Regions from separate parts of the Homo sapiens genome. Here region 1 is linked to region 2. A link is an interaction called in ENCODE POLR2A ChIA-PET data of the cell type or tissue named here. Cell type or tissue: GM12878. All regions are shown on one strand.

Region 1 (2,500 bases), 1.5 Mb before region 2:
TTTTAGGTTGACACCAAACTACAGATTTTTGTTTTTGGAATTAATTATCTATTTTGAAAGGATTTAGGGAAGATAGATAAGTAAGGAGATAAAATCATCAGCCATTACAATCTATTTCCTTTCATCACTTTGTTTAGTGAGCATGTTTTTGCCCTTTATTATTTTAATGAAATATATTGCATTGATTGATTTTGGTATGTTAAACTAACTTTGAATTCCTGTAATAAATCTCACTTGACCCTGTTGTATAATCATATTTATATGTTGCTAGATTTGGTTTGCTAGTTTTTTTTTTGAAGATTTTTGTATCCGTAGTCATCAGACATGTTGGTCTGTAGTTTTCTTCCCTTGGTCAATTTATCTATGATTTTTCTTTTGTTAAATATGCTTTTGGTGTGATAGCTAATATACCATTAACTAATTCAGGCCAGAAATAATTATGCCTGTATTTTCTTCTAAGAGTTTTGTAATGTTAGCTCTTAAATCTAGGTCTATGCATTTTTAGTTAATTTGTGTATATTCTGTGAGGTAGTGGTCTAACTTCATTCTTTTGTATGCAGATATCCAGTTGTCCTGGCACCATTTGTTGAAGAGACCACTATTTCTCCATTGAATTGTCTTGTCATGCTAGTCAAAAATCAAGTAGCTACGTATGAACTTATTTTTGGGTTTTTGATCCTATTCTACTGATTTTTATGTCTATCATTATGGCAGTATCACTGAGAGAAGAAAGAAAGAGACCCCCCCATATTGTTCTATACTGTTTTATACTCAGTACCTGTTTTAAGAAGAAACAAGGAAGCGAAACCAAAGGCAGGCAGCCTGGCGCCAGGCACCAGACCCAAAACCAGACCCAAAACCAGGCCTGGGCCTGCCTGACCTTAGCCTGATGGTTAAAATTCAACCCATGACTTAGCAACTGATGTTATCCATAGATTCCAGACATTGTGTGGAAGGACATACAACAAATTTTCCATTCTGTTCTGTTTCACTCTGATTACTGGTGCATGTAGCTGCAGCCCCTGTCCGGTACCACCCTAGACTGCTCAATCAATCACAACCCTTTCATGCGAAACCTTTAGTATTGTGAGCGCTAAAAAAAAAAAAGGGACAGAAATTGTGCACTCAACAAGCTTGGATTTTAAGACGCTAGTCTGCCGATGCTTCCAGCTGATTAAAGCTACTTCCTTCACTTTCTCAGTGTCTGTGGAGTTTTGTCCACGGCTCATCCTGCTACACCACAATTTCTTGATTACTGTAATTTTTTAGTAACTTTTGAAACTAGGAAGTGCGAGCCTTCCTGTTAGTCCAAACTGCACCATTTTGTAAATTCTCTGCTATTTTGCAGACCTTGGTCAAAGTGAAACATTTCACAGGAGTTCGGGCCGTGAGAAACATTCTGCCTAACCACATGACCACAAGGCAGACAAAGGCCCAACTAAAGAAACATCCCTATTATATCTTGCTGGGCAAAGGTCCAAGGAACACCATAATGACATTCTGCCAAACCAAGGGCCAGAACCACCTCATCATGGGAACATCTTATCAATATCCTGCTGGGTAGCAAGCCGTACTGCCTAGACCCCTCCCACCCATACCTATAAGTACCCCCAGGCTATAAGCAGCGGTGGGCTCTGGCATTACACTGGTTCCCCACTTCTGTAGGTTTTATGCTGGATGTAAAGCCTGCATTTGCTGCTGAGGTGCCCTTTTTATATGTGTGTGTGTGTGTGTGTGTGTGTGTGTGTGTGTGTGTGTGTGTCTTTCTTTAACCCTTACCTTCCCTTCAAAACCTAACACCTCCTACTTTGTTTTTCTTTTTTAATATTGGTTTGACTATTTTGGGTCTTTTCCATGTTCATATGAATGTTAGGATAAGCTTGTCAATTTCTGAAAAATGCCAGCTGTAATTTAACAGGGGTTGTGTTAAATTGGTTGGGGAGTATTACCATCATAATATTGTCTTCAAATATTGTCTTTTATCAATGAACATGGGATGTCTTTTCATTTGTTTGTATCTTCTTAAATTTCTTTCAATAATGTTTTAGAGTTTGTGGTAGACAAGTCTCGCACTTCTTTTTAAAAATTTATTCCTGAATGTGAAGTATATGTATATTTATTCCTTTTGATGTTACTGTAACTGTGTTTTTGTATACAAAAATACAGTTGGTTTCTGTATATTGGCCATGTATTCTGCCATTTTGTTAAACTTATTTATTAGTTCGACTAGATTTTTATGGATTTTTTTAGCATTTTATACGAGATCAGATAATGTCATTTGTAAAGAGTGTTAGTTTTAATTTTTCCTTGATTAAACTAAATTCTTTATTTTTTATTGCCTGATTTTCCTGGATAGAACCTACAATACAATGTTGAATGTAAGTGACAAGATATCTTGTTTCTTATCTTAAGAAGAAAATGATTCAGTGTCTCTTTATCAAGTATTATGTTAACTATAAATTTTTAATAAACGCCCATATTTAGGTTGAGAAAATTCCAT
Region 2 (2,500 bases):
GGTTCCAGAATTGTGAGACATAAGTGTCTATTGTTTATAAGGCACCCCGTCTATGGCACTGTGTTACAGCAGCCAGAACAGACTAAGACACTGACCCACAGCAACAGCATAGCCATAGCTGCTGACAAGCAAAGTGCATGACGAATAAATACTTGTTGAAGTAAGCAGCGGAAATTTGGAGAGAAAGCTCACTAAAATATATCTTGTCTAATATTCCCCCCAATACTCCCTTTAGATCAATGGTTCCTACTCCTTTTGAGATCGGGAAAGATTTTGAAAATCCAATGATTTTCTGGCCTCATCCATAGAAATACAAACATAAATTTTTTATTCTAATTTTAGAGTTCATAGAACCACTGAAGCCTAATCATGAATCACTAGGAATCCAGAAACCCAATGATTGTTTTCTCTGCCCTTTTGGGAAAAAGTCAAATAATATGAAAGTACATACAAAGAAAATAATCTACATATTAAGATCCCTATCCCAGACCAGTGTTTCTCCAGCTTCAATGTGTTGTCAGATCAGCTACGCATCTCGTTAAGATGAAGTGGCTTCTGGTTCTGCATTTCTATCAAGCTCCTATGTGGTGCCACTGGCGCTGGTCCCAGGACCAGCGTTTAAGCAGCAGGGCTCTAGACACAGGATCTTAAAATAGATGAATTATTGCCACTAATACCCGAGAGAGGAAACAAACTGACATGGTTTGGCTGTGTCCCCACCCAAACCTCATCTTGAATTGTAGTTCCCATAATTCCCACATGCTGTGGGAGGGACCCAGTGGGAGATAACTGAATCATGGGGGCAGTTTCCCCTATACTGTTCTCATGGTAGTGAATAAGTGTCACAAGATCTGATGGTTTTATAAGGGGTTTCCCCTTTCACTTGGCTCTCATTCTTTCTTGACTGCCACCATATAAGAGTTGCCTTTCATCTTCTGCCATGATTGTGGGGACTTCCCAGCCACGTGGAACTGAGAGTCAATTAAACCTCTTTCCTTCATAAATTACCCAGTTTCATTTATGTCTTTATTAGCAGCGTGAGAACAGGCTAATACACAAACTAAATGTCCACTCCCACCCACCTAATTCTAATCGTAGCCACCCCACCTATGGTTGACTCAAATTTGACCTTGTTACTGTGTGCATCTAGACTTAAAAGAGACACAGTTCTCTTTGGTCTGTGCATTGTAAGAAGCAAAACTTTAGGCCTTGACATAGAAGTAAACTGCCCGATCTATTCTAAAACCTAGTTCTATGTGGAAACTTCCGGTCTTACTTTTCTCCCTTTCTCGCTGTCCGGAAGGTAACAGTGTCGTGGGAAGCCTCGGGCGCTGAAACTCTTCCCAGGATTCGGGTGTTCCGGTCCCTGAAAGCAGAAAGCAAGCAAGCAAATGGCATTTTTCAAAATATTTCTGATAAGAGCGGGGTTAGGCTGTGACTAATTTCAATAATAATGACAATAATAATTCCCATAAAGCTTCAACAGAGAACAGACCCAAAAAGCACTGTGAGTGGTCATTTAGCACGTGTTTCTGTGTCCTTAGACCTGGGTTTGGATGCAGAGCTGCTACCTCCCACTGCATTAGCTGGAACCCTCTCTTGGGGCTTTTGTTCCCCATCTCTCTAACAGGAATGACGCAGAGTCCTTCCCTTATGGGGCTGTTATAAATGTTAAGTGAGTGGTGCCTGATGAGTAGTAAGAGCTCAGTAAATGTTTAACATCATTGTCCATCATCTTCATCATCTATTGTCTTACAAAAGAAGAAATCTGCAGTGCAGAGAAGATATGTGGCTTCTGTAATATTAGTGGCTCTGCTAAAATTGAAGCCCAGGTTTCCTGAGGCACACTCTGGATTTTTAACTACTCAGAATAAAGAAAGTGCCTCCAAGCTATGAGCCATGCCAACAGAATTTTCTGAATGATTCTTGTGGATTTTCTCCTTTGTCCTCATGGGTTTTTGTTTGTTTTCTTCTTTAACAATAGGAATTGGGATAGTCAGGACTAAAAATCTTCTAACAGCATTTCAACTATTGCCACCCAATACCCTATTAAGTAGGCAGTCTCAGGCCACTTGGTGAGAAAAAAACTGAAGCACAATTGAGTGAGAACAGGTTTCCTAATCAGTGCCCAGAATGAGTCCACAGGCCTCTTTGAGAAGCTCATGAAAAGCGGCAAATTTTCTCCCGGTAACAATGACCAAATCCCCTCCTCCCCATACAAAGGTTTGTCTATAATTTCTGAGGATCCCTGACCCCCTGAGGGATGGAACCCTCTTTAAAAACCCCTTCTAGATTCAACCAGTATAAAACTGATACTTCCATGCAGCTCTTGGCACAAGTTCTCACGTAGATGATCAGCAAATACATCCTGCCTGAATAAATGAACGAGTGTGGAAGAACAAATGAATGAAAAAACTGCAAGAAAAAAACCCAGATTTTTCTTTTTCTCTTATTATGGACCATGGTTCCAAAATGATAAGAAATTCTGTGGCTTTCCATT

The links. ChIA-PET counts read pairs that join two places held together with the same protein. Peaks named below come from ENCODE experiments on the same cell type or tissue, not always from the same donor. Only the 100,000 strongest peaks of a DNase experiment are listed, where the experiment ranks them.
Region 1: POLR2A ChIA-PET joins it to region 2 with 5 read pairs; 1 of 35 experiments calls an interaction of 5 or more read pairs at or near these places.

Annotation. Positions count from the first base shown.
Region 1 is chr11:60,682,999-60,685,498 of GRCh38, reverse strand. The region is part of intron 6 of LINC00301 (long intergenic non-protein coding RNA 301); the gene reads right to left. The region is part of intron 2 of LOC105369321 (a long non-coding RNA gene); the gene reads left to right. Among named protein-coding and RNA genes, the nearest start is that of MS4A8, 15 kb to the left of the region's middle. RefSeq lists an enhancer at 1,452-1,501. In GM12878, no CTCF peak of the experiment used is centred here; DNase peaks (open chromatin) are centred at 1,108 and 1,358; H3K4me3 peaks cover 795 bases; H3K27ac peaks cover 1,454 bases.
Region 2 is chr11:59,198,550-59,201,049 of GRCh38, reverse strand. DTX4 (deltex E3 ubiquitin ligase 4) reads right to left here. Exons shown (of 9, transcript NM_015177.2): 8 at 1,277-1,366. Among named protein-coding and RNA genes, the nearest start is that of MPEG1, 13 kb to the left of the region's middle. RefSeq lists an enhancer at 1-701. In GM12878, a CTCF peak has its summit at 602; DNase peaks (open chromatin) are centred at 639 and 1,009; H3K27ac peaks cover 2,410 bases.